Regions from separate parts of the Homo sapiens genome. Here region 1 is linked to region 2. The links are chromatin loops, found by intact Hi-C in ENCODE. Cell type or tissue: dorsolateral prefrontal cortex. All regions are shown on one strand. Links, peaks and the distances in the headings refer to the core of each region. The heading gives the core; the rest is flanking DNA.

Region 1 (14,894 bases), core at 5,376-10,375, 66 kb before region 2:
CTAAATAAACATGTCTTTGGTATTGCTTTCAAACATTACAAGCCTCAGTCCTGGCTAATGTTGCTAGCTGCTGGTAGGCCTTGGGGTTGGGGGAAGTCAGTTCGAAAGCCATTGTTTTGGGATAATCTATGATGTCATTGTTGCTTTAGGGGCATTATCTTGTTAGAGGCTCACACCTATATTATGAGGCAGGTAGAATATTATCCTTACATTATCCATTTTTTTTTTTTTTTGAGATAGGGTCTTGCTCTGTTGCCTAGGCTGGAGTGCAGTAGCACAATCACAACTCTGCAGCCTTGACCTCTTGGGCTCAAGCGATCCTCCCACCTCAGCCTCCCTAGCAGCTGGGACTACAGGCATGCACCACCACACTTGGCTAATTTTTGAATTTTTTGTAGAGACGGGGTTTTGCCAGGTTGCCCAGGCTGGTCTCGAACTCCTGGGCTCAAGTGATCTGCCTGCCTTGGCCTCCCAAAGTGCTGGGATTACAGGGCTGAGTCACTGAGCCTGGCCTATCCTTAATTTATGGAAAAATGAGATACAAGGGCCAGCAAAAACCTACGAGTTGAGGCTTCAAACTCATCGGCCTTAGAAACCGAAGCGCTCTGCTACAAAATCCTAGATTCTCATATGCCTTGTTCTGCAACTCTCTTGATGTATAATCTATGCCAGCTCTGTCCAATACGGTTGCCTAAACTGTATTGTGATTAGTCCAATAGAATGGGCAATGGGGCTAGTCCAATCTGAGATGTACTATGTCAGATACACCAGATGTTAAAGACAGTATGAACAAAAAGAATTTAAAATACCTTATTTTCATGCTGATCACATATTGAAATGATCCTATTTTGGACACATTGGGTTAAGTAAAGTATATTGTTTTGGTCAATTTCACCTGTTTCTTTTTTACTTTTGTGTATATAGCTGTTAGTATTGGAGATTACATATGTGGCTTGAATTCTATGCCTATTGGGCAGGGCTGCTCTATAGGAAGAGAGGTAGAAAAGGTCAATGGTGGGATAAAGCAGTCCAGTGGACAACCTTCCAGGCCTGTCTCCAGGTTGAAGGAACTGAGTGGGGAAATTATTCCTTAGAATTAAGCAGCAAATGGGCTTGAAAACCAAATACAGCCATGCTCTTTGGATTGGAGTCGAGAGCTATAGACCGTGTCCCAGCACCGCCTGCTAGCCTGCCATGGTGAGCAGCCACTTCCAGCATGAATACATCTTTGTGACTGGGTTCTTGGGCCTTTTTGGGTTCCTTGGTGGGTCTAGTTGCCAAGAGCTGGTGGAATCTATAGTGAGCAGCTGAGAGAAAATGACCACAAAGAGAGGTAGCACAAAACACAGTTCTGTGGCTCTCGGACAACCTCCTGACAGTTCAGAAAAGGTACTGAACTTTCTCAGGGTCCCTGTTGCATGCTGGGCTTTCCGGGAAGTAGGACTCTGAAGTGGACTTTAGTGTGCGGGAGGTTTATTAGGGAGAGCCTGTGGGATCCATGACTGAGGAAGGGAAGAGAAGAAAGCAAGAGTGGGCAGAAGGAGAAGTCGAGCTATGATGCAGTCTTTAGGGAAGTCTTAGCCCACTCTATAAGGAGGTTGAAAGATTGAATGACCCTTGGAGCTGTCCCAAGATGGAATAAGAGGGCCGAGCCTTAATTCCCCCTTGTCAATCAGTCATCAGATGTGGGCTATCCTGGGAAAAGATGCGGCCCTGGCCATAGCTAAGGGCCTGATGGGGATGGGGGAAGGGTGTCTGCTGGTGGCATTCTTTGAAGCTAGGGGAAGAAGTCCTTCATTCCAAAAAAAGGGACACAGCTGGCGTCTGAATCTGGGTCCCCTAACTCCTTGTCCAGCACTGATTCTCCCATTCTGCCCAACCAGAGGATCCAAGCTGTTGTTCAGAGCAGGACATTTATACAAGGCCAAACCAGAATAATCAGGATCTGGAGCGAGAAAGGCACTTTGCAGAGGAAACAGACTGAGATTTCTAATTCTGCTCCTCTTTGCAAAAGTGCCCATTGTCTCACGGGACGTGTCAATCCTGGAGCAGTCAAGGATCATGGGAGGCTTACTAAGGATGCAGCCAAGATCTGCTGTGAGTGTGGGCCAGTGAACTTTGCTGTGTCCTCTTACACAGATGGCTCTCTAACCTCAGCCAGCAGTGTCATCAATCTAAGAAGGCAAACACGACTCATCAAAATAAACATGGTCATCTCAACTGCTGGAGAGGCAGGAGCTCCTGTACCTGTACACTCAGGAGAGCAGCGTGGTTGCTCTTGAGCTGTGTCCTTTGCCTCTCATTTTTGGCATGGTTTCCCAGCAAGAGGCCCCCGCTCATATACCAAGTACATGTTCAGGTCAAGGGCCCTCAGTGATGGCAAAACTCTCAAAAGGGGTTAGGAAGGTGATCAGTTGTTGTGGCTGCCCCGTGCTTTCTGGGGGGTGTGTTCTGAGCAAATAGTGTTGGCCTACAGGGCTGTCAAAATCTTGGGAGGCAGGTAGGAGAGAAGGGGGCAATGGTGTCCAAAACCAGCTTGGAAAATGAAGGATTGGATCCAGCAAGGCTGACTCTTCTATTTCTGTCATTGTTTTTCTTAGGCAAGTTGCCCATTTTTGTTATGGTTAACATAGGAGTAATTCAGCCTTCGCAGGGCCCCAGCAAAACCAGATGGAACCATATCTCTCCTGGACAGACGGGGGTCGAAGCTGGTTTTTCAGATAAAACTCTGTACAGAGCCCTGAGGGAGGGGGTATGGAGAAACACACGCGAAATAGAAGCCGAGTAATGAAAGCTCCAAGCAGAGCAGCACGTAATCAGACAATTATTGAACTAAGACTATAGCTTTAAGTCCTGAAACTTCTGGGTCAGAAAATTCTTCTAATAATAGTTAATAAGAACATAATCCTTAACTATAAGAAGCAGGGAAAGTTGTCTAGAAGACGAACTGCAGGTTACAGCTGAGTTAACAAACAAAAACGCAGATTTGTGATGACTTTAACCAAAAAGAATGGAACAATAGTAAACGCACTGAGGCTTGGAAAAGGGGAGAAAGCACTGGCAGGAAACAGGAAAAACCCGCTTTGCTTTGATTAGCTCTTAATGAGTTTTTGACTGAATGTAGAGCACACTCTTTTACCACCATCTTGTGGCCAAATACAGAACTGCAACCTACTTAGAAGGGTCTTTATCTCCCCTTCGTCTTTTTCTTTTCTTTTCTTTTTTTTTTTTAAAGAGACCATGGATACTGCTAACCCCCTCCTCTTTTTCTATTTGCCATTCTTGTGCCTCAGTCCCCAAAGTGGAAGCCGAGTGATTGGATTTGCCCCACCGTTTCACCTCTGTGGATTCCAAGTCCCAGCTCTATTACATGATAGAACCATAGCCTTTTTTACCTCCATCAAGGCCCTTGGCCCTTTCTTCCCCCCACCAAGAGATACACCTCCCAGCATGACCGCCTGTGGAAATGTGTGTGCTGTGTGGTGTGTACCACACATGTCAGGGGTGACACTTGATGAGGACCCAGGCAAAGTGGGGCCAGGAACTTACACAATTTTGAAATTCCACTTTAAGTAACAGTATATAGGATTCCAGGTACACACTTTAGTATGAAAAGAAATCACAAGAAATTCTGAATTTTGAACAGTTGACAAGTACCCTAAACCTCACAAAATTCAGACAATATGACAACATGTTTTTATTAATTAACTGCCTAACACACCTCTATAGCAGTTTTTAATCTTGCCATTTTTGGCTGCATACTGGTTGATCAATCTTCAGTGGGATCAATGATTCCAAAAATGTGTGTGTGTGTGTATATATGTATATATACACACACATTTAATACATTTAATATATATATTATATAGTTCATCTGAAATTAGGGCATATAAGGGCAATTCAAATGCCTTCTTAAATTTCCTCTACATTGTGCAGGGCTACGTAATTATGTAATCGAATTACTCTTATGGGATAAAAATTGACTCGTTGATAAATATGTTTCTTTAGGGCATTTTGCTGTGTCAGTGGCAATTTGGCCTGCCGTTTCATCTGGAACTGCCAGACTTCATCAGGACAAGGGACATCAGGTACTCCAAGATGCAGTCCAATTCACTGGGCTGGATAAAACATGTGACTTCACACACAGACCTGCTTTCTGTTTTTTGTACTGATGTAGGTTTGTGCCCTATAAACCAGGAATTCTGATCCATTCTATTTCACATACATTCCATCAGAAAAGAAAAATATATGGTACGTTCATAATTGTATACATTGCATCACCGAATATATTTCAGACAGGGGAGTATTTCCGTTTTGTCTAGGCTTGGATGGCAACTGAATCCTCTGCTTACAAGTTTTCATGCCTGAATTTTCCACAGAGTAGTTTCTGACTCCATACTTTTCAAACCTTGTTTCTCTTCCACTATACTTCTGGTTCTGGACACCATAAGATGGATTTACACTGAGATCTAACCTCTGGGCCTGAACCAACTGGAAAGTCGATCCAGTGGGTGGTGAGAGTTTCCCAGAAGCCATGCTGACACTGGGATAGCTAGTAATGTCTTAAAAGTACACATAAAAGGCCAGGCACGGTGGCTCACACTTGTAATCCCAGCACTTTGGGAGGCTGAGGCAGGCGGATCACCTGAGGCCGGGAGTTCGACACCAGCCTGGCCAACACGTTGGAACCCTGTCGCTACTAACAATATAAAAATTAGCCCGGTGTGGTGGCACAAGCCTGTAATCCCAGCTACTCGGGAAGCTGAAGCAGGAGAATTGCTTGAACATGGGAGGCGGAGGTTGCAGTGAGCCCAGATGGCGCCATTGCACTCTACTGTGGGTGCCAGAGCGAGAATCTGCCTCAAAACAACAACAACAACAACAACAAAACAGTACACACAAAATATTCCACTAAACCTAACTTAAATATATCCTCAACTCAACTTCCCCTTAGCTGGATATGTATTAAAAAAATCCCCCAGTCACTCCAATGCAACCTGATCTGAGGGTGAGTATGGCCACCAGGAAGTAGGAGTAAAAGGCAACAGTGGTCACAGACAGATAGACATCTAGATAGACAGATAGATGATAGATGAATGGGTAGATAAATAGATAGGTAGCTAGATAGATAAGCTACCTTCTTCCTTCAAGAATCTTGCAGACATGGCTGGGCATGGTGGCTTGCACCTGTAATCTCAGCACTTTGGGAAGCTGAGGGAGGAGGATCAGTTGAGCCCAGGAGTTCAAGACCAGCCTGGGCGACATAGGGAGACCCTGCCTCTATTACAAAATTAAAAAAAAAAAAATTAGCCAGGTGTGGCGATGTGTTCCTATGGTTCCAGCTACTCAGGAGGCTGAGTCAGGAGGATTGCTTGAGCCTGGGAGGTCGAGGCTACAGTGAACCGTGATCACACCACTGCACTCCAGCCTGAACAGCAGAGTGAGACCCTGTCTCAAAGAAAAAAAAAGAAAAGAAAAAAGAAAGGAAAAAGAAAGAAGTTTGCAGACCAGTTGAGCATTTAAAGATGGCATGTAAATACCTATGGTACAAGACAGAAAGTGAGGAGAGCCTTAGAAAGGATAAAGATAAACAAAAGCAGAAACAATAATGAAAAACTACCAATCATTGAATGCTTACTGTTGTGGTCTGAATGTGTCCCCCAGAATTCATTTGTTAGAAGTTTAATCCCTATGCAAGAGTGTTGGGAGGTGGGGCCTTTGGTGAAATATTTAGGTCATGAGGGTTCTGCCTTCGTGAGTGAATTAATGCCACTATAAAAAGGGTTAGTGGGAGTGGGTTCACTCTCTTCTGCTCTTCTGCCACATGAGGACACAGAGTTCCACAGAGTTCATTCTTTTTTGTCTTTCCACTTTCTGCCATGTGAAGACACAGTATTCCTCCTCTCTGGAAGACACAGCAACATGGCACCATCTTGGACCAGAGACCAAACCTGCCAGCACCTTGATCTCGGATGTCCCAGCCTCCAGAACTGCAAGAAATCAATGTCTGTTCCTCATAAATTACCCAGTCTGTGACATTCTTTTATAGCAGCACAAAGGGGACTAAGACACTTACTGTGTGCCATATCATTTTCTAAGCATTTTACACCTATAGTTTCTTTTAAACCTCAGAGCAACTCTACCGAGTAGGTACTATTATTTTTTATGTTTCCGAGAAGGAGTCTCGCTTTGTTGCCCAGGCTGGAGTGCAGTGGCACAATCTTAGCTCACTGCAACCTCCACCTCTTAGGTTCAAATGATTCTCTTGCCTCAGCCTCCCGAGTAGCTGGGATTGCAGGTGCTCGCCACCATGCCCGGCTAATTTTTGTATTTTAATAGAGACAGGGTTTCACCATGTTGGCCAGGCTGGTCTCGAACTCCTAACTTCAAGTGATCCACCTGCCTTGGCCTCTCAAAGTGCTGGAGTTATAGGCATGAGCCCCTCGCCCAGCCTGGTACTATTATTAACAGACCATTTTACAGATGCAGAAACTGAGGCTGAGAGAGGTTTCATGAGTTATTCAAGGTTATGTGGCTAGCGGATGGCACAGCCTGGGATCAGGGAGACTTACTTGTAGGAGGCTGGGTGACTCTCAGAATAGCTGGCTTTAGGGACAGTGATGCCATTTGCTGAGATGGGGAATGTAGGAGAATACAGAAAGGAGTATAGCAGGAGAAGCTGGCTTAGGAAAATGGTGAGGAGCTCAGTCCTGCCATGATGATTTGAAGTGTCTGTGGGACATTCACACAGAGATGGTGGGAGATAGTTGGATATATGAGTCCAGAGTTCAACACAGAGATAGAGAGAGAGATCTGGATGGGAAATGGACAGTGTGGGTCATTCCTGTGTAGTGGCAGTCAGCTCCAGAGGAATGACAGGTCTTCTCAGCTGTGTTGGCTGCAAGAACAAGCCAGGCTGTCAACCCTGGAAGTGGGCAGGGGAAGAAGGAATGGCCAGAGGGGAAGCAGAAAAGTGTTTCAGGGAGTTGAGGGAGGAAAGTGTTTCAAAAAGCGCTCATGGTCACAGTGGTACACTGTGCAGATAAAGTTTGGGTCATCTGGATTTAACAGCAAGAAAGTCCTGGTGTCTGAGTCTGAGTTGTTCCAGAAGCAGATCTCAAGAGAAGGGCTTGAGAGCAAACAGATTTAGATTTTAGGAGATTCAGAGAATATGGGCTTGGGAATGGGGGTGTGAGACAGGAGAGAGAAGCCAGCAATAAAGGGAGTGTCACCAAGCCAGTTCCCACTGCAGGCAACTGGCGCTCAGTCCCAAGGGGGACCTCTGAGAGACAGTGTGGAACACAGAGCTCAGTTCTGTCACAGGCTAGGTTCTCAACAGGCAGAAACTGAAATGGAGTTTGGCATGCAAGATTGTCATTAGGAACGTCTGTAGGAGGAGGAGGAAGTGGGGTTGGGCAGAGGGAGGGTTGAATTGCAAAACTGGCCTGTTGAAGCCTGGAGTCATCGTGGGGAACGCTGAAGTGCGTCTGGCCTGCCAGTGCTGTCTTGGAGTGGGATGAAATGACTAGTCATTGGCTGTGGGCTACCCCGGGGGGAGGAAGTGCCTATGGGTGAGATGGTTCTTGGCAGCTGGATGGAGACTGTCTGCTCAACTGGGGCAACGAATACCTCCTTGGAGGGGAACCTGGCGGGCTCATCTCTGTGCCCACCGCATTAGCCTACTTCGGAGGTTGAGGAAGCTGCGGTATTTATACACCTGAGAATCATCAGTTGAAGTTGGCCCTGCTGCTCTGTTGTACACACAAGCAGTAGCGCTCCACGGCTTCACGCAGATAGCAGCAATCGGAAGCAGCAGGGGCACACGAAGAGGTCAGGCCTGAGCCGTGTGGGTGGGGCGCCCCCAGGTGGATGAGAGTAGTTTCAGTGAAGCACTGCTGGTAGGGAGGAAGCCAGCTGTGGTTTTGTCTCTGCTGTGCGACTTTCACTCCTGTGGCCATGGCTGATTGATCCATGAGAAGACACCGGACCCACAGTGGGCCAATCAGAACCCTTCCCTGGGATTTTCAAACTGCAACTAATGAAGGCAAACAAGTTGAACCTTCCCTGGGGGTGGGAGCCACAAGATAGAAGGCTCTGGAGAAGCTAGGAGTCGCATGGAGGAAAGAATGCCATCACTCCAAACAGAGAAGCTCGGAGAAGAGAGAGTGTGGGGGCCACAAGAAAAGAGTCTCAGGGGATCCTGGTGGCCCAGCTGCACCTCTTCCCGTCTTCTCTTCCCACAGCCCTGAGGTATTCCCAGCATCCTGCCAATAAAACCCCTCATTGTGCTAAGCAAAGCTGGGCTGAGTTTCTGGTTCTTGGAGAGGTGAGTTGGCCGGTAGAGTTAAGGAATCAGTGGGATGGAAGAAAATATTGCGAGTTCAGATGACTTCTAAAGAGCTGACAATGAAGAGGGCAGAGAGAGAGAGGGGCAGGGAGAGAGGGAGAGAATGCAGAAACTAGATGAGAACACAGGGTCAAGGAAGGGTTTTTTATTTTATTTTATTTTTTTAAGATGTGGAAAACTTAAACATGTTTATGTGCTGAGGGTAAAGAGCCAGTAAAAGCAGCATAAATCATAACAACAGAATGTACTAAAGCGAGGCAGAGAGACAAAGCTATAAAAGCTTTAAAGATAAAGAAAATACGCCCTCAATAAAAATGAGGAGAAAAAGCAGAAGGGACACAGCCCTCTCAGTGGAAGGCAGGCGTTGATTGTGGCCTGAGCACCCATAGTGAACACACATGGTCCCGGCAACCGCTTACTCTGGAGACAGAGGACAGTTCAAAACCCTTAGACTCTTGCTTCTTTCATCTCCTAGAGGCTTATCCAGGGCACTCGAAAGGGGCCCTTTAGAAGCAGTTATCCAGTGATGAGGAGGTGACATGTTCATTCAATCCTGTACACATAGCCTGGGGTGCTGACTCAAGACCACAGTTGAGAAGATGCTGCTGGAGAATCTGAGATGGAAGATGTGGGAGAGAAAGGAGCTGACTGCTGGGCTGATGTCCCTACATCATGGAGGAGGTGGCATCCAGAGCAAAGGAGATTAACCACAGATCAGAGGCTTGCCATGAGACAAGAGGGAAGGGAGAAAGCTTGTGTGTTGGTGGGGTGGAGGACAGGAAAGGGACTCCATTTTCTTTGTAGAGTCAAAAGCAAGGGCATCTGGAGAGTTATCAGGAATGGGTTAGATGTATTATTTAGGAGGGATTTTGACTTCAGGTAACCAAACACCCAACTAACAGTGGCTTAAATCTCTACTGCTTAGCTAGCAAGAAGTCTGGAGGTAGACAGTTCCAGGGCTTGTCCACAGTTCATTGGTTGCATTGAGGCGTCAGCTCTGTCAGCCACTTTGCTGTGCCGTCCTTAGCTATTTCTGCCTATGCTTGCCAACTCGTGGTGTCAAGATGGCTGCTGCTGCTCTAGGCATCAAGTGCCTGTTTAGGATAGGAAGCCATGGACAGTCAGGTGGTGAAAAAACTTCTCCTCACTGCTTTTTATTTTTCCTTTTTATTATAAAGGAAGAAAAATTCTCTTCAGGAGACTCCCAGGAGACTTCCCCTTATTAGCCAGAACTGGGTCACAATCCCATCACAGAGAGTATTACCTGAAGTTAAAAGATTTTTGCCTAATACCCAAACAAAACTGGATTCTGTTAGCTGAAAAGAGGTGGAGGTATATCTTGAGCAGACAGCCCTAGGGTCTGCTACAATGAGATAGGGAGCTTGAGCAGAGGGAAATCATTTTCAAATAGTCATGGAAGAGAAAGGAGAGAAAGAGATCATTGCCCAACGATAGTAAAGTCCGGCTGGGGGGGTGAGGCCCCGTGTAAGGGGTGCAGCACAGCCCTGGAAAAAGTCAGCAATGCCGATCTCTATCAGATGCCCCCAAAACCCTGCAATATTGAATGATCAAATTGCAAATAGAGTCTCATCATATATGACCAACACTCGGGGTCCAGGTGCAGGGAAAAGAAATCACTCCAGTTATTTTAAGCAGAAAGGGATTTAATTCTGGTGATCGTGTTTTAGTCCGTTCAGGCTGCTATAACAAAACACCATAAACAAGTTACCTTATAAACAATAGAAATTGATTTCTCACACTTCCAGAGGCCGGGAAGTCCAAGATCAAGGCTCCTGCAGAATCAGTGTCTGGTGAGGGCCCACTTCCTGGTTCATAGATGGTGTCTTCTCACTTTGTCCTCACATGGCAGAAAGGGCAAGGTAGCCCTCTGGGGTCCCTTTTATAGGGGCACAAATCCCATTCATGAGGGTTTCACCCTCATGACCTAGTTACCTCTCAAAGGCCCTATCTCCTAATACAATCATCTTGGGGGCTAGGATTTCAACACCAGAATTTTGAGGGACAAAAACGTTCAGTCTGTTGCAACTGAGTATTTGCAAAATTGGTGTATAGAAGGGAAGATGAGGCTTTGGGATGGCCCCCTAATAATGACTATCAGAGTGACAGCACACACTACTTGCCTGCTAGGGGAGCGACTCTACCTCTACCTCAATCAGGAAGGTGGGAATTAGAAGGCTCTATGGGGACTGGTGACTTCAAGAGCATGCTGCTTTAGCGGGGACCTAGGGATCAGGAAGACACTCATGCTGTTGCTGCAACTGCCAGTTGACACTCATTAGGCTAGTGTTGGACACTGGAAGATTGCTGCAGAAACTCACTGGCCCTACAATCATGCTTGTCAATGGGACATGGCCTCCGCCTTGCCCCACCTTCCAAATCATCTGAAAGAGCATCTAGTTGATAGACTTGAATTCACAACCAGAACCCTAGCTCCAAGAGGGTCTGGTAAGTGCAGATTTTAGCTCTCCAGGCTCTGCAGTAGAGGAAAGTGTAGAGAAAGAGTGGGGGGATGGATGTCAAGAGAGCAAACCCACCACATCTGCTACAACTCTACTAACTATTCCTGGTCCTGAGGCTGCTCTGAAGAGCACTTTCATACTTCAGATCACATAAAGCTTTCATGAATGTTTCTTTTCCTTTTTTTCCCTCCCCCTGCCCCCACCTCCACCTTTTTTTGAGACAGGGTCTTGCTCTGTCACCCCGGCGGGGGCGCAGTGGTTCAAACTCAGCTCACTGCAACCTCTGCCTCCCAGGCTTAAGCAATCCTCTCACCTTAGCCTCCCGAGTAGTTGGGACCAGGAGCATGCACCACCATACCTGGCTAATTTTTTTTGTATTTTTAATAGAGACAGGGTTTCACATGTTGCCCAGGCTGGTTTCAAATTCCTGGACTCAAGCAATCCACCTGCTCAGCCTCCCAAAATGTTAAGATTACAGGTGTGAGCCACTATGTCCAGCCCCTTTTTATTTTTAACTGTGCTGAAGAAAACCCACATAACATAATATTTACTACCTTAAACATTGTTAAGTGTATAATTTAGTAGTGTTAAGTATATTTACGTTGTCATGAAATAGGATCTCCAAAACTTTTTCATCTTGCAAAACTGAAACTCTATACCCCTTAAACAACAACTCCCCACTTCCCAACCAACTCCTGACAAACAACATTCTACATTTTGTTTCTGTGAATTTGACTACTCTACATATCTTATATAAGTGGAATCATACAGTCCTGTTTTTTTGGTGACTGGTTTCTCTTTGGTAATTGATTCTTTAAAAAGAATCAGGCTAGCATTACAGTTCTTTTAGGATTTGCCTAGCAGGTTTTTCGGTTTTTACTGGAAAGCCCCATCTCCCCCTAAATCAGGCTATCAAAATTTGCAATGAACAAATAGGACCCAGCTTATATTACAAATCTTTGCTGTGATGAGCTGAAACAGGAATATTCTACAATGTCAATAACATAGCTACAATGCAGCAGCCCAAAGGCACCCCTTTAAGCAGATTTTATAATAATGTACATATTTTTTGTAACCAAGAATGAGCATGAAGTTCTCAAAATGAGTGGTCCGGGAATCCCTTGCTATAGACGGGAGAATGCTACAGTCTCAGTGAATAGCATGTCTAGCATGGGGTCAGCATACACTGTGTGGTAGGTGGAATTCTGAGATGGCCCCCAAGATTCCCACCCCCAGAAGCACACGCCCTATAGATTCCCCTCCGCTTGGGTATGGGTGGGACTCATGAATACGATGGCACATCACTTCTGTGATTAGGTTATGCCTTATTGCCAGGTTGACTTTTTTTTTTTTTGAGACGGAGTCTCTTTCTATCACACAGGCTGGAGTGCAGTGGCACAATCTTGGCTCACTGCAACCCCCATTTCCTGGGTTCAAGAGATTCTCCTGCCTCAGCCTCCCAAGTAGCTGGGATTACAGGCACATGCCGCCATACCTGGCTAATCTTTTATTAGTAGTAGAGACGGGGTTTTACCATGTTGACCACGCTGGTCTCGAATTCCTGACCTCAGGTGATCCACCCGCCTCGGCCTCCCAAAGTGCTGGGATTACAGGTGTGAGCCACCACACCTGGCCAGCTTGACTTTAGGAAAGGGAGATTATGGCCAGGCTCTGTGATGCACACCTGTACATCCAGCACTTTGGGAATCTGAGGTGGCAGACCAGCCTGGGCAATGTGGCAAAAGCCCATCTCTACAAAAAATACAAAAATTAGCTGGGCCTGGTGGTGTGCACCTGTAGTCCCAGCTACTTGGGGGGCTGAGGTGGGAGGATCGCTTGAGCCTGGGAGGCAGAGGCTGCAGTGAACTCTGATCATGCCACTGCACTCCAGCCTGGGCAACAGTGAGACCCTGTCAAGAAAAAGAAGGAAAGAGAGAGAAAGAGAGAAGGAAGGAAGGAAGGAAGGAAGGAAGGAAGGAAGGAAGGAAGGAAGGAAGGAAGGGAAAGAAAGAAGAGAGAGAAAGAAAGAAAGGGAGGAAGAAAGAAAGGAAGGGAGAAAGAAAGAAAGATTGGTTACCCTGGGTAGTTCTGACCTAATCAGGCTAATCCTTAAAAGAAGTTGGGCTCCTCCTAAAGTGAGGGATTCAACAGTTGAGAGACATTTGATGTCAAGGAGATTCTGTTAATGGCATTGAATGTGCTGGACCTACCTGAAAGAGGCCTCGAGAAGCTGAGAGTGACCCCTGACTGACTGCCAGAAAGAAAATGGGCACTACAATCCTACACCTGCAAGAAACTGAATTCTGCCAGAAACTTTTTTTTTTTTTTGAGATGGAATCTCGCTCCTTCACCCAGGTTGGAGTGCAGTGGTGCAATCAGCTCACTGTAGCCTCTGCCTCCCGGATTCAAGTGATTCTCCTGCCTCAGCCTCCTGAGTAGCTGGGACTACAGGTGCACGCCACCAGGCCCAGATAATTTTTGTATTTTTAGTAGAGGTGGGGTTTCACCACGTTGGCCAGGCTGGTCTCAAAGTCCTGACCTCAAGGGATCCACCCACCTTGGCCTCCCAAAGTGCTGGGATTACAGGCATGAGCCACTGCGCCCGGCCTATTTTATCTAATATTGATAATATTAGAACATATTTCTAATATTAGATATTTCTAATATTAGATAATATTAGAACATAATTCTTTTTTTAGGAAAATATTTTACTATTAATTAATTTATTTAGTTTTGTTTCAATAGTTTTTTGGGGTACAGGTGGTTTTTGTTTACATGGATAATTTCTTTAGTGGTGATTTCTGAGATTTTGGTGCAACCATCACCCAAGCAGTGTACCCTGTACCCAGTATGTAGTCTTTTATCCCCACCCCCCTCCCGTCCTTCCCCTCGAGTCCCCAAAGTCCATTATATCATTCTACGGCTTTGCATCCTCGTAGCTTAGCTCCCACTTATAAGTGAGAACATACGATATTTGGTTTTCCATTTTTGTGTTACTTCACTTAGAATGGCCTCCAGCTGCATCCAAGTTGCTGCAAAAGCCATTATTTTGTTCCTTTTTATGGCTGAGTAGTATTCTGTGGTGTATATATACCACATTTTCTTTATCCACTTGTTGGTTGATGGGCATTTAGGCTGGTTCCATATTTTTGCAATTTCGAATTGTGCTGCTATAAACGTGTGCGTGTGTCTTTTTCACATAATGATTTCTTTTCCTTTGGGTAGATACCCAGTACTGGGATTGCTGGATCAAATAGTAGTTCTACTTTTAGTTCTTTAAGAAATCTCCAGCTGCGCTCGGTGGCTCCTGCCTGTAATCCCAGCACTTTGGGAGGCTGAAGCAGGCAGATCACGAGGTCAGGAGACTGAGACCATCCTGGCTAACACAGTGAAACTCCGTCTCTACCAAAAATACAAAAAATTAGCCAGGCATGGTGGCGGGTGCCTGTAGTCCCAGCTACTCGGGAGGCTGAGGCAGAATAATGGCCTGAATCTGGGAGGCAGAGCTTGCAGTGAGCCGAGATCATGCCACTGTACTCCAGCCTGGGTGACAGACCGAAACTCCTTCTCAAAAAAAAAAAAGAAATCTCCGCACTGTTTTCCACATTGGTTGTACTAGGTTACATTCCCACCAGCAGTGTAGAAGTGTTCCCTTTCCACCACAACCACATCAACATCTATTATTTTTTTGATTTTTTAAAATTATGGCCATTCTAGCAGGAGTAAGGTGATATCTCATTATCTCATTGTGGTTTTAATTTGAGTTTCCCTGATAATTAATGATGTTGTGATTTTTTTCATATGTTTCTTGGCTGTTTGTATATCTTCTTTTGAGAGTTGTCTATTTAGAACATAATTCTTAATCCACTAATTCATTCTTTTTTTTTTTTTTTTTTTGAGACAGAGTCTTGCTCTGTTGCCCAGGCTAGACTGCAGTGGCTCACTGCAACCTCTGCCTCACAGGTTCAAACAATTCTCCCACCTTAGCCTCCAGAGTAACTGGGACTACAGGCGTGTGCCACCATGCCAGGCTAATTTTTTGTATTTTTAGTAGTGACAGGGTTTCA
Region 2 (14,894 bases), core at 5,629-10,628:
CAGGGCACTGCCCAAGCTCCCTTCGCCAATGCTGGAGGCCACCAAAACAGACACAATGACTGTTTCCTGGGATGGTCACTGTGGCAGAGTAGGTCACTGGTGCTGGGGGGTTAACATCCTAAGAACAACTCTTGATCACAGATGGAGGGGAGTTGATGCATAAACAGCCTAGTTCCGGGCTCTTCAGTCAACAACCCCAGGGTATGGGGCATGTTCCACACAGGGGGCCCTAGCAGGATTGAGCCCTGTTGCCTACCTGTTCCTTAGCACACCCTTGATTGGTTTCTCTCCCTTCCCTGTCTCACTTCCCCAGCCCCTCATCATGCCTCCCGGGATCACCTCCCCAACAAACTACCTGCTCTCAAATCTTTGTTTTAGGGTCTGCTTGTAGGGGGAACCCAGACTAAGGCATCCTCAAGGTAATTCCCTCCCCTGACAACTGCCAACAGAGCTTTCCTCTCTGCCTCCACCTACCTAGCCTGGCCCCAGTCTTGTACGCTGCAGTTTCTTTTCTCCTGGATCTTAACCCCCACCCAATATTATCTCTTGAGAGCAACTCTGCCCTGATCAGTTTCTATCTCCTACTCCACCCCCAACCACCCTCTGACCCACTTGGCCAACACACACACACACACACTCATTGCAATGTCAAAGTTTTTCCTGTAGCTTAGGGAAAGTTTACCCCCAGATATGGACTGAACCCAGCAGAAATAAAAAGGGAACAAAATGGCAGTGTTCATGTTATTTTATTTTTAATTCCACAGCATTTCTCCCAATTCCCAGCAGAAAGGAGATGTGGCGGATTAAAGATGGCCACCAATGCTTTCACACTCCTGGAAGTCTAGATCTCTTCCTTTAAATCTGGGTGGGTTCTGTGACTTCTTTGACAAACAGAATATGGCAGAAGTGATGCTGTGCCAATTTTGGTGCCCAGGCCTTAAGACCCTGGCAGCTTACGCTTCCTGTTTCTTGGAACACTCACTCTTAGAACTGCCACATAAGATGTCTGACTCACCTACTAGAGACATCACATGGAGAGGCCCTGAGATCATATGATATGGGAGAGTGGCCCAGCGAGCCCAGCCTTTTAACCTTTCTGGCCGAGGCACTAGACACAGCCCATCTTGGACCCTCTAGACCAACCAGGCTGCTAGCAAATACTGCTGAGTGTTCTCAGCAGATACCATATAAGGAACAAAAGAACCGCCCAGCCGAGCCCTGCCTGAATTCTGACACCCCGCAAAGTTGTGAGATGTAATAAAATGGTTTTCCTTTGAAGTTACTAAATTTAGGGATCATTTATCATGCAGCAATAGATAACTGGAACAGCAGGCATCAAAGAAATGTTCATTGAATAAAAGAGCAAAGGAAGGAGGGGAGAAAAGAAGGGAGAGGGAGGAAAGCACTGCAGAGAGGGAGGAAAGGAGGGCAGTCCCCACTTGCTCTCAGGCAGCTGCAATGGGGCTGATTAAATGGTAAGCACTTGCAATGCTCATCATTCCATTTTGAGGAGACAGGTTCCTTTTGCATAAGTTGCCACCTGTGTTATATGTCATTTAACTCTGTTACCTGATTACCCTGTTACCTTTGATTGGATCGGGTATCTGCACCCTGGGCATGAGGTGTCCTGGCTTGAGAACTCTGAGGAGCCCCAGCAAGGCTGGTGCATCTGCACGGTGTGGTGAGGAGCGCACTTGATGAGATCCACTCTGGGGGAAAGTGTCTAATTCTGGACACCTTGAGAGGGAGCAGTAGAAGCCAAAAGAAGCTGGTTCTCAAGAATGGAGGTGGCTCTGGAGTCTGGAGCAGCTGAGGACAAGACCAGATGACAAGTCTGGCTGTGGCTGCTGCCATTTCCAGAAGCAAGGCAGGAGCTCTTGCTCATGCTTGGCCCTCCAGGGGCTTCTATAGACCCCGGCACCTGTGCTAACCTCATTGTGTCTCTGTGCTTTATAACCTGAGAGAGCCTAATAGGATGAAAAATAAAGTGAGTGGTGTGTCTGAATGTATATGCTTCAAAAGTGCATTTGTGTATGTGTTTGTAGGTTGCATGTGTGCGCACATGAGTGAGCAGTTTGTTAGGATCTCTGGGCTTTAACCTAGGAAATAAAAATACTACTCACTCTCTGTTTCCTCTTAAAAAAGACATTTTCTTTGCAATTTTTTCCCCTGTGGTGGGGCATAGAGCCGCTGTTGGTGATTAAAGGGCAAGTGGTAAGACTGTGGCTTAAAATATTTTTAAACCTTGTAGTCCTTTGTTTCAAACAGAATGTTAGTGAGAAGACAGTAAGGTAAATCAGATAAAAGCCCCCACTGCTCTGATTTGGGTGGGGAAAGGGAGGCAGGAACACAGAGCTCAACCACTGGCACCCCTCCCCCAACCCTGAGGAGGCCCCAGGGATCCCCTAAGACTGTAGAGTTCAGAGGCAGAGGAGAGAGTTAGTAGCAGCCCCTCTCTGCTACTAACTCTATGACTCAACTTCTCTGAACCTTCTGAACCTTAGCTTTTTCAACTATTAAATCAGGATTATACCCATTAGGACACTCTCAGCAGAGTATCTAACAAAAAAAAATTTTTTTAAACAATGACAGTATATTAACGTCTTATATAACAAGAAGTCCAAAGCCAGGCATGGTGGCTTGTGCCTGTAATCCCAGCACTTTGTGGGGCTGAGGCAGGAGGATCGCTTGAGACCAGGAGTTTGAGATCAGCCTGGTCAACAGAGTGAGACCCCGTATCTAAAAAAAATTAAAAAATAAAAGTTAGCCGGGTGTGGTGGCACATGCCTATGGTCCCAGCTACTCAAGAGGCTGAGGTGAGAGGTTTGCTTGAGCCCAGGAGTTCAAGGCTGCAGTGAGCTATGATTGGGCCACTGCACTCCAGCCTGGGTGACAGAGTAAGACCCTGTCTCTTAAAAAAAAAAAAAAGAAAAAGAAAAAAAATCTAGAGGCAGGTGGTCTTACATTGAGTGGCAAAAGAGGTCATGAAAGACCCAAGCTCTTTCTACATTTTTGTTTTGTCATCCCCTCACAATCAAAAAATGGCTGCTGCTGCTCCTACATCTAATATCCTTACGATGGCATTCAAAGGCTGGAAGAAGGTGGATGGGTGACAGTGGCAGCAGTCTCCTTAGCATTGCTCTTTTTCAGGGAGAAAAATATTTCTGAGAAATTACCCACCAGGATCATCCTAGGTTTTATTGATCAGTTCAGGGACGTCCCTATACTAAATCATCAAAAAATTGGTTTTTGCATGATGATTGGCCTAGGGTAATTGAGTCATCTCCTGGGATTGAGCCCACCTTCCATGAACGCCTGTGGTCCCAACTACTCAGTAGGCTGAGGCAGGAGAATCGCTTGAACCCAGGAGATGGAGGCTGCAGTGAGCCGACATCATGCCACTGCACTCCAGCCTGGGCAACAGAGCGAGACTCTGTCTCAAACAACAACAACAACAAGAACAACAACAAACTGGGCACTTATCAGCAAGCAACAGGGGGTAGCTATCGGTAAGCCCAAAGAGATGTAGCTATCCACCCTGCATCTCTCACACTTGGAATCAGCTGTAATGGTCTAACTGGGTAATGACAGTGAAAATGCTTTGTCAACTAAAAGGGCCCACAGACACTCAAAACTAATGCTGTGCTCTAAGGTCTTGAGCACTGGGTTTATCTCACACAGGTGAGCATGTTACTGCTGCCTGAGAACCATCCATTTCACCATTGACCTTGACTCCACCCTTCAGGGCCAGGCTGTATGGAGAGAAGATTTAACTCAAGTTTAGAATATAATCCACAGCCCTGGTTTTCTGTAGGCAATCAGCATTTTGAGCCATCAGATGTATGTATCTAATCTTACCTCCTTGTCGACGTGTTTTGCATTGATTATCTGATTTCGTGCAGGATGTGTGTGGTTGGTGGCTGCCCCTAATCTGGCTTCACGTGGTGTCGTCCAGCCTGAGCTGTAAACACAGATACACTAGGGACCATGCCAGTGCAGTTCGCTCAAGTGCCATGCCCGTCCCACTGCCCATGCCCACTAGCCCTTAATAAATGCTTCCTTGCTGTGACATGGACAAGAAAATCTGTGGACACTTCTGGCAGCTGTTTTTTTTTTTTTAAATCTTCCTCCTCCCACCAAGATGTCAGTCTCCAATTTGCGAACCCAACTTGTTTTGGAAGCGTTTAAGAAAACAATACTTACAGTCCTTACAGCTTCTTACGACAGAGGACCAAGTATTAGATTCCTGCTATACCCATGAGAAAACACCGAGGCATACAGTGGTTATTGGTGTGGGGAGGTAGAGATTCACAGCTGATTAAGGTTTTATAGAGGATCTGGGGTGGGGTTTTAGGCTGCTGCAAATTGACCTAAGCCAATTTGGTCATGCAAAACTATTAGGCTCTTTTTGGGAAACTTCTGTAGCCTCCAGTAATTAGAGATGGGTGAGGGGGGTAAGTACCCTTCCTACACTGGGCCACCAGGTCACTTTCAAGGAAGTCTTGCTCATCAGTCTTCTGAGCAAGCTGTGCAAAGCAGTCATACAACTTGTTCTGTTAAGTTCAGTGAAGTTCAGCTCTCTGTCCTTTGAAATGCTCCAACAGCGCCTTGCAGGAAAGTTTGCCCGAGGCGAGCAGTGGGATTCTCTAACCTTCTAGTCTGACTGAGGGGTGCAAAGTCCACCAAATCAGCATTTGGATGTACGCAGGACCATGCAGGAATCAAGCCCAGGGTGCCATTCATACAAGTACAAACCATGGAGCATGCCAGATTTTCCTACTCTGTGCCTGCAAGAGCTGGAATGGGGGTGGGGGTGGGGCACATGGGAAAGTACCCAGTTTGGCCAGGAAGCAGAGGGAGAGGAGGAAATGGTGGGCACTTGCCTTTACTATGGTTTCCGTGGGGAGGAATAGGTGAGACAGGATGAGCAGGCTTAGAATTGGCTAATTTGAATAATTTCAGTGGAGAAGGGGTGGGAAGAGGGCTGGGAGGAGATGCAACAGGAAAGGAGGCCAGGCTGGCCTCTACAGGGAGGCAGGACTCCTGCTCCCTGCTCAGAGAGGCCAGGGCCACTCTAGGAGAGGAACACCTCTGTTGTGATTTGGAGACCCTCATTCATGGTCCTCCAGGAGGCAGGTGCGGGGCAGGGTGGGGGTGGGGTCTGCTGTGCTCCCCCTTCAGGAAGGAAGAACTTACTTTCTTCTGCTGAGAGCACTGCCTGCAGCCAGCCCCTCCCCAAGGCGGAAGAAACTGCCCTGCCAAGGGTTATGCCAGCCTTCTAGGGAAGCCCATGTCCAGGAGCTGATCAATGGGAGGCTATAGAGGCTGGCCTTCCACCCCAAATCTGAAGGCTCCACCCAGCTCCAGAGTGTTGTGCCGGACCCTTATTGACTCCTGTAATGATGGCACTGCATCCAAGAGGCCGAAGAAGAGACCCAGAGATAGAGAACAAGACATAGGGTTTACCGGGGGGACTTCCACACGGGGATAGTCCAGTGATGGCGGGCTGGACAGGACAATTGCTACAATTTGTAATAAGCATGCCGTTTATATGGCATTTTCACTTAGTACTTGCCACCTAGCACCCTCCATCTAGCAACCTCCATCCAACCCCAAACAAAGGGCCTTGATCCCCTGTATGGCCTGCATTCCAAGGGATGGGCTGGGGGTTCAGATGTCCTTCATAGATATGGAGTGAATCTCCAGGTTAGCCACTCCGGGATTACTTAGCTTGGGACTTGGAATACACACTCTTCTTAGACCACATGGTCATTCTCAGGGTCATTCTTCAGTTATTGCTGTCAGGCGCATCTGCCATATACAGAGCCCTCCGCCAAACACAGAGCCCTCCGTGAGGCCAGCTGAGGCGACTGTCGGGCTTGCATTATAGTCTAGTCCCCACTCCCTTCCCCAGGTGCTGATCCTAACAGCGCTCCCTAGCAAAGGTCCTGCCTGCTACTCTCAGTCTCAGCATCTCCTTCCCCAGGAAACTTGACCTGCAACAGCACAGGTGGGTCACTCTGTCCACTTGTGGTCGCCAGGCTGGACAGAGCAGGCTGGTACTAGAGCCGGGCACCCCCCGAGGGGAGATGAAGAGGCAAGAACCGGCTTTAATGACCAGCTCATTTGCAGACCTTTCCTTGACCTCCGCCCTGGCTGCCTTCTCCCTCTTCCTGCCCCTGTAGGCCCTCTGTGAGGGCACTCATTAGACCTGGGTTTCAGATTGTGTGCATTGTGGAATCTTACTGTCTGTCCCCTCTGAGCAGTCTCCTACATCCTGTGAGTGTGCCTGCTCAAAACCTGCCAAGGCAGGAGAACAGAAAAATGTGGACACAGAGGGGAGGGGAAGATAAGGAAAAGAGTGTTCCTGCCTCGAAAACATAAAGAGAGCCCCCCTCTGCCCGCCCCCCCCGCCCGCTTACATGCAAAAATGTGACAATTGACCCCCTCAGACGGCTCCCTCCTGCCCTGAAAGTGTTAATCCACCTCGCTGGGGGTAGGCCGGCCTCCCCACAGGCTATTTCCCTGGGCCTGCCTGGCTGGGGATCAGGCCCATTGTTAATAAGTAATGACAGCCAGCTCCTCCATGCATTCCCCTGGGGTTTTGTGTCAGAAACGTCTTCCCTCGCTGCCGCTCGAGCTGACAGGCTCCAGCTCCCGGCAGGCGGCTGTGAACACAAGCCAGCCTCCGCCAGGATGCCCCACGTCATCGGGCCCAGAGCCCCAGGGCAGCAGAGAGGGCAGTAATCCCATCCCTCCTCCCTTCTCAGGTGAGGATGATGTCAGCGGTCTGTAGGGACCGTGGGCCCTGTAGGGAACCTCATAGCCTCCTTCAGCAAGGGGTGGGGCTATGCTCTGATGAGTGGCAGATTCCTTAAAGCCTTAAGCCAGCAGGAGCCTGGCTGCATGGCCTCAGTCCCTGCCTCTGCTCTGTGGGAAATCAGCTCACTAGGGTTGGTATTGCTGATGACACCATTTTAAGGATGCCCCAGGAACTGGGTAGTGCAGGTGGCCTTGCTGACTAGCAGGAAGTTCCTTCTTCAGTCTGACCTAAGTCACACATCATGTTTCGCACTTACATTTGCCCAGAAAGGGTTCACAAACAAAAGCATTCTGGAACCTTCCGGAGAAAAAGACAATGTTTTTCCCTTGCCAATGCTCCATCCTGTTTTAACCTATATGCTTTACTGTTATTCAAGTATGGTGAGGCCAGCCATTATGGATGACCATTGCCATTAAAATGGAGACCATTGCCATTGAAAAGGCAGTTTGCTATACTCACAGATCCCAACAGGAGGGGGCATGCCACTCCATGGGTTGGGGAGGGGAGACCACGAGGAAGTGCTCAGTTTGATCAGGAAGCAGAGGTCGAGGAGGAAATGGTGGGCACGTACCTTTGTTGTGGTTTCTGCGGCAAGGAATGGGCCAGGCAGCATGAGCAAGTTTATGATTGGCTAGTTTGAATAATTTCAGTGGGCTCTGGGGTGTAGGGGCTGTCCCAGGCTGTCTAGTGGCTGGCCCTGGGGTAATTAGGGCTAGGAGTACGCTGTTAGGATAGCGGCCACTATTAGGATAGTGGCTTGGAGTGTGAGAGGCAGGAGCTGCTTCCTCTATTTAGGAATTGGCTAACTCTAAGAGGGGACAGTGCCTCCAAGGTCAGCAAGGCCCCGGTTGTCAGAGCATCAGAAAAGAAGAGACATGGTCGAGACCAGCCTGGCCAATATGGTGAAACCCTGTCTCTACTAAAAATACAAAAGTTATCCCGGCGCGGTGGCGCGTGCCTGTAGTCCCAGCTACTCGAGAGGCTGAGGCATAAGAATCGCTTGAACCTGGGAGGTGGAGGTTGTAGTGAGCCGAGATCGCACCACTGCACTCCAGCCTGGGTGACAGAGTGAGACTCCGTCTCAAAAAAAAAGAAGAAGAAGAAGAAGAGACATGGTTAATACATGTCCTGTTTCATTGTGCGTGGTTTATACTGATTGGAATAAGGTTCAGCTTATTATTGTGATTTGAAACCCACTGATAGCATGTTTTCAGCAGTACTATTAATTATAACAGAAAAGGGAAACAACCCAAATGTCCATCAGTATAAGAATGGTTAAATAATGGGCTAGCCATACTGTGGAATACTCTACAGCAAATACAAAAAAGACATACCTATGTGCACCGATACTGACTGCTCATGAAGATGTGTTAAATTTTAAAAGTTGTAGAGCCATTCACACCGTATAATCCCATTTATGTAAAAACAAAATGAGTAATAACAAACCTTTTGGTGGCATACGTACCTACATGTATATAAATACAAAGAAAAGACTATCTGGAAGAACGTACACCCACGATGAACAGTTTTGACCTCTGGGGAGGGTGTGACAGGTTGATTTCTCATGGAAGCAGGTGCTGAGGTGGAGTAAGGAGGGCCAAGGGTTTGTTGGAAGTAGCACCGCGGAAGGAGGAGGGGAGGAAGAAGGACGGGGCAGGGAGAGCCATCAGGTGGCAGTGCAGATCTGAAAAGTCTCTGCTAGCCCAGCGGGAGTTCCGAGCAAAGGTGCTCATCAGAGGAACCCTGTCTAATTCAGAAAGGGCTGGCCCTGAGTACCACCCGCCTTGCTCAGCCGCTTGCCGGGGAACACGTGGGAAAGGTTGAGGTGGGCCCTGAGGCTGTCTGCTCACAACACTCGGAGAAGTTGCACAGCAGATGTGCTCCTGAAGGGGATCGGAGCAGCTCAACCCCACGTCTGCCACAGAAGGCTTGGGGTGTGGGGAGGAGGAGGGGCCGGGGAAATGTGTACTTTCCTGGCATTTGACTTTGCGCCTGGAGACTACTGATGTATGCAAGTTGTAAACAGAGGGAAAGACAGAGAATCTAATTGGCTCCTGCCTGTGACTCCTCCTCCTTCTCGCAAGTCCTCACATGCTCTCAGCAGCTGCAGGGGCCCAGGAATCCACCCAGCTGCAGCATTTACTGTTTCTTGTCGTCTGGCTTTAGCTCAGAAGACCATATGCTCACATCCACTCTCTCCTCCTCTGACTACACCATACTAGCATAGTTAACATTCCTTTCTAGGAACAGTTCAGTGGCACTGTGCAGGCTCAGGATGCCAGGTGTGATACGAATGCTGGGGAGAGAGAAGCAATAGCTTAGGTCCTCGCAGGGGAGATGGAGAGTCACACATTTGCAGCTTCACACTTTTCAGGGCAGTATGTGCTCTGTGCTGAAGGAGAAGTTCAAGGAAGGGTCATTAGCAGGCATGACTCTGACCACCCCGAGCATGGTTCAGGTCAAGGCACGCTTCTTCAATGGGTGGCATTTGGACTTGGCCTCAAAGGATAGAGAAGGAAGGAAAGAACATTCCAGTAAAAGGGAACAACATGAATATAGACAGAGAAGGGGCCGGGTGCAGTGGCTCACGCCTGTAATCCCAGCACTTTGAGAGGCCGAGGCAGGCAGATCACCTGAGGTCAGGAGATCAAGACTAGCCTAGCCAACATGGTGAAACTCCGTCTCTACTAAAAATACAAAAATTAGCTGGGCGTGGTTGCAGGTGCCTGTAATCCCAGCTACTCGGGAGGCTGAGGCAGGGGAATTGCTTGAACCCAGGGGGCGGAGGTTGCAGTGAGCCGAGATCATGCCATTGCACTCCAGCCTGGGCGACAAGAGCGAAACTCCGTCTCAGAAAAAAAGAAAAAAAAGACAGAGAAGGGGAATATGCAACAGATGTATAGACTCCAATCTAATTCAAAAGTCCAGAGATCATACTGCCTTCAGACAAGTCCCAACCCAATATCTCTCAGGGTTGGGCTTCTCTTCATCTTGCCATATAGCAATCCTGTGGTGTTGGATTCGTCCCCAAATTTCAAACACCGCCTCCCCCGCCGCTCCAGACTGCTTACAAAACGACTGCCATGGTTCCGCACCTCACATCTCCACACCACACAGGCCAAAGGAAAAGAGAACAACTCCCTCCAACAGCTACCGAGGAAGATACCTTTAGCATCACTTTTCCATAAGGCCCCAGCAACAGTCTCCTGACATCTCATTGGTGCTAGTCAGGCTATGTGCCTATCCCTGGACCAATCACTGAGGCTAAGTGGATTTCTAGGTCCTGGAAGGGAGACATTGGTTGGAGATGGCTTCGGCTTAAAGATAATGCCAATTCCTATGGGGCAAACAAGCTTCAGAACTTACCAGTTACTCCTAAATCTAGAACAGGAGTTGAGATATGAATGTAGCAAAAACCTTCAAAAGCATCATTAGAGGAAAAGACAGGACAACGTAGAGATCTATAATTTTTTTCCCTGCTACACTTTAATTGCCCTTCTCTGGCATGCACTGCATAAATTAAGAGCTAGTTAATGCTGTAATGCGTAAAACAATTTCATGCATCTTAAATATTGTACTTGTACTTTAATTCCACATTAAGTGGTCCCCTGAAATTTTTAAATTTACAAAGTCACTGCTGTGCTACATGAAAAAGGTGCTAATTAAGTGTTAATCAGTAGCCAGATAACCTTCCCTAAACCCTGCCCAAGGTCTCCAAAATGACCCATTGCCAGAGAACTCGATGTGATGGCCACAGAACAGAGAGTGCAGAGCAGACACAAAATGGTTTTTCAGCCACATCCCAGCCAATTAAGGCAGATTTGCTTATTATGCAGTTCTAATTAAATGGCATCCACTTTAGTGGACACAAGACTAATAATAATAATAGTATTTAATACCAGCAGAGCTTTCCAAATTCAAAACACTGGGAAAACACTAGCTGATTAACAAGTGGGCATCCCTTTCTGGGCAAGAAGAGGGCTTTTTGGGTGGGCTTGCTAAGAAACAGGAGGCATGCACAAGGACAGATAAAATGAAAAGATATGGTTCCCTCTCTTTAAGGGGCTCACCCTCTTATAGACCAGCAGTGCTACTCGCTACTCAAAGTGTGGCCCGTGAACCAGCTCTGGATCACAATGATATAAACATGGAAAATGACAGTAAACCATTGAGAAGCCTTGAAAGCAACTTGACCTTGCTGTGATGTCCAAGTGTGTGATCAGTGAACTCTTGTTGAATAGGAAATAAATCAATTCCATCTTCCATGGTAAGTCACACATGGCATGAACTCTATAATAGTCATATGCAGTAGGGTCACATATCAGTCTATGATGTACTAGAAATTATATATATATATATATATATATATTCTGGTCCTTTATCACAGATGGTTTGAGAAACACTCCTGTAGACATATCAATCGTATAGAATAAGGGGATATGGGTTTAGTTATATCCCCACAAATCAAGGCAAGGAGTTGGAGAGGAGACTCAGCGATGTGCCGTTTCACACCTCTATATTTTTCCTCATGCTATTTCTCTGCTTGGAATGTTCTGTGTGTCCTCAGCAGCCCCACTTCCCGCCCAACCTCTTTACACACGTGAAGTCATCTCAGTTCCTGGAAATGTGGCTTCCTTCAGGAAAGATTCATGACTCCTCCCCACACCTTGCTGCAGAACTGGCTCTTCTTCCTTGGTGCTATTTCAGTCGCGTGTGCACTCTGCCATTGTTGCACTTTTCACACAGGGCTGGGTACATTTATGTCACTTTGCCCAATGGGACTGACAGATCCTTGAAGGTGGGGCTGATGATTTATGGTTTTAAATGCCCAGTACAGAGCACAGAGTAGATGCTCATTAAATGTTTGCTGAATTCAGTTTTTTAAAAATTGTGTAAAATATATATAGCAGAGTTGGGTGTGGTGGCTCACGCCTATAATCCTAGAACTTTGGGAGCCCGAGACCAGAGGATTACTTGAGGTCAGGAGTTCAAGACCAGCCTGGGCAACATGGTGAAACCCCGTCTCTACTAAAAATACAAAAACTAGCTGGGTGTGGTCATGCACACCTGTAATCCCAGCTACTTGGGAGGCTGAGGCAGGAGGATTGCTTGAGCCTGGGAAGCAGAGGTTGCAGTGAGCTGTGATTGCACCACTGTACTCTAGCCTGGGCAACAGAGTGAGACTGTCTCAGAAAAAAAAAAAAAGAAACATATATATATATATAGTAAAATTTACTATTTTAACCATTTCTAAGTGTACAGTTCAGTGTCATTAAATACACTCACGTTGTTTTGTAATCATCAGCACCATCCATCTCCAGAACTTTTCTCATCTTGCAAAACTGAAACTCTGTACCCATTAAACAATAACTTCTGCTTCTCCTCTTTTCTGCCCGCCCCCTAGCCCCTGGCAGCTACCATTCTACTTTCTGTCTCTATGAATTTCATGACTCTAGGTACATGATATGAGTGGAATCATACAGGATTTGTCCTTTTGTGACCAGCTAATTTCACTTAACATAATGTCTTCAATCACATGTGTCAGAATTTCCTTCCTTTTTAAATGACTTCAATTTAAAATATTCAAGATTATTATATAGTTGTGCAATGAGTAGGAAGGGCATTCCCCCCGCCACCCCAGCTCAGCCTGTATTTGAAGCAGAGAACAGAGGACAAAAGGGTGTTGATGATCCAGGAGGTGGCAGCAGAAAACAAAGGGCCACTGTGTTCTGCAGGGCTCCTCCTCTCTTCCTGCCCTGTTTGCTCTTGTTCCTGCTCAGCTGTTTAGTTTAGCCTCTTGAAAGGAGGAGGTTCCGATCTGGACAGCCTGCCCAGTAAGGAACAGGCCTGAGAGGTGTTCTGGCAGGAGGGCAGCAGAGCACAAGTGGTGACAGTGGAAATGGACTCAAAGTCCCAGTGGTGGCTCCACCAACACTCACTGGCTGACCAACCACTTAACCTCTCTAAGCCTGGTCTATAAGATTGGGATGACAATATCGTGTACCTTACAGGGCTGTTGAGGGGATCCGATGAGGTAATGCATATAAACCACTTGGTCGGCTTGGAAGCACTGCATATGCCAGTTATTGTGTTTTTATTACTACTGTGAATGAAGAAGAAAGTACAGCTCATTATTTACACTTCCTGAGAAGAAAGTGAAACAGCTCCAGCATCATTCAGCCTTCATCTTTGGGGCATTTCTGGTTCCTTTCTCTTTTTCTTCTTCCACCCTCCAAACTTTCACCTTAGGAAGTGTTTCTAGACCAAGTGCAGTGGCGCACACTTGTAATCCCAGCACTTTGGGAGGCTGAGGCAAGCAGATCTCTTGAGCCCAGGAGTTTGAGACCAGACCGAGCAACATGGCGAAACCCTGTCTCTACTAAAAAAATCCAAAGCGAAACCCTGTCTCTACTAAAAAAATCCAAAAAAAATTAGCCGGGTATGGTAGTGTGCATCCCAGCTACTCGAGAGTCTGAGGTTAGAGGATCACTTGAGCCCAGGAGGTGGAGGTTGTAGTGAGCTGAGATTCGTGCCACTGCACTCCAGCCTGGGCGATACAGCCAGACCCTGTCTCAGAAAAAAAAGAAAAAAGGAAGTGTTTCGGTTCCATTCTGTCGAAATGTCATTAACTGCCACTACACTGCCAATGAGAGAAACAAAGAGGCACGACGGAATTCATTCAGGGTGTCAGCAAACACGATTGGAAGCATGAGCCGTACGCTAGGTTGTGTACTGGGAACAAAAAGAACAAGGAGCCAAATAGCTTGACCTAGAGGAGTCCACACCGTAGAGTGCGACCCAATATGGAAGTAGATGTTCACGACATCTTCCATCTTCCCCTCCAGGCCCACCCTCCACCCCCTCCTCCCTGCCCTGTGCCCCAGGAAGCTGACCCTTATGCATTCATTGCACTCATCTCAAAGGGCCCCCCACCCTTTGGCTCCCGTTGGCCAGTTCCAGCCAATAGGGAAGCCCCACCAAGAGATCAGAGGGCAGAGGAGAATGAGGGGACGCATTTAGTCTATCTTCCTCCCTGTGAAGTCTACTTGGGCTGACTGATCCTTCCACTGAAGGCCCCCATTTCTTTTAAGGTGGCCTCCTGTACTCAACTCTGTCCCCTTCTAAGTTTGGGGTAGCCACGACCTCCCCTATTCCCTTTGGCTCTAGGGTGATAACAGCTCCTGCTTCTTGTACTATCCCTGTGGTTCTCCTACCCCCACATCTTTGTTGATGGCCCCTTTGTAAATGAATACTTCTCAAACCATCTTAACTGCTTCCTGTTGGGACCCAACCTGATCTAAGTGCCACGTGGTAAGTAAGGGTCATTCCAAGCAGGGAGGAAGCCTTGCTCCCACCTCCCCGGCAGTCCCTCCAATCCAGCCCTTCTTGTCCTCTTCTCATTTCAGGCTTTAGTTGAAGAAAATGAAGTCAGGCTATCTCCAAGAAGATGAGATTTGAGGCTGGGGATATCTGGACGTTTTGAGAGGCTTTAAGGAGCTCTTCAGGTAGTATCCCTGGGTTTGAGGGTGCGGGGTGTAGTGGCGGGGGTGGGGTGGAGAGAGGGAGGCACGGGGAAAGTTTCATCTTCGGAAATGCTGCGCATCTGTGGGTGCACATACCTCACCTCTCTCGGTCTCCATGAGAGCTGTTTGTTTCATTAAAGCAGAACCTGACCTCATGAACCTCTTTATGTGCCAGGAGGGACCAGGAGCCTGCAGTTGTCTGGAACATCAGGTTATGACAGCCACCAAGTTCTCTTCTTCATGAGCCTACTTGGGGCCCCTTTCCAAAGATCCTGCCCCCTGGCCTCCACTGAAGGGGCTGGAGGCACAAGACCTTCCCCATGGCCACAGCCGATTGGATAAGGGATGGGCACCTGACCTGGCTGGACCAATCAGATGCTGTCCCAGGAATGTGGCCATAGGGCATCTTTGCATTTCTAGGCACACCTTGTGGGCTGCTTGAACTAAGAGGACACTTTGTGCCAGGCACAGCTCTGGGCACAAGGAAGACACAGGTGAACAGACCAGGGAGGGCCATCAGAGACAGCCATTTTCTACCATGTGCATAC

The links. Hi-C counts contacts between places; a loop is a spot of excess contacts. Peaks named below come from ENCODE experiments on the same cell type or tissue, not always from the same donor. Only the 100,000 strongest peaks of a DNase experiment are listed, where the experiment ranks them.
Region 1: it touches region 2 in a loop (2.6-fold over the local background); 1 of 110 quality-filtered maps calls a loop at or near these places.

What each region holds. Positions count from the first base shown.
Region 1 is chrX:40,532,327-40,547,220 of GRCh38, reverse strand. It overlaps the pseudogene RNU7-164P. Among named protein-coding and RNA genes, the nearest start is that of ATP6AP2, 41 kb to the left of the region's middle. In dorsolateral prefrontal cortex, for the core only: no CTCF peak of the experiment used is centred there; a DNase peak (open chromatin) is centred at 7,518; H3K27me3 peaks cover 5,000 bases.
Region 2 is chrX:40,466,174-40,481,067 of GRCh38, reverse strand. No RefSeq gene overlaps it. Among named protein-coding and RNA genes, the nearest start is that of ATP6AP2, 110 kb to the left of the region's middle. RefSeq lists enhancers at 8,575-8,754, 8,995-9,044, 12,397-12,691. In dorsolateral prefrontal cortex, for the core only: a CTCF peak has its summit at 8,532; DNase peaks (open chromatin) are centred at 8,527 and 8,967; H3K4me3 peaks cover 333 bases; H3K27me3 peaks cover 4,665 bases.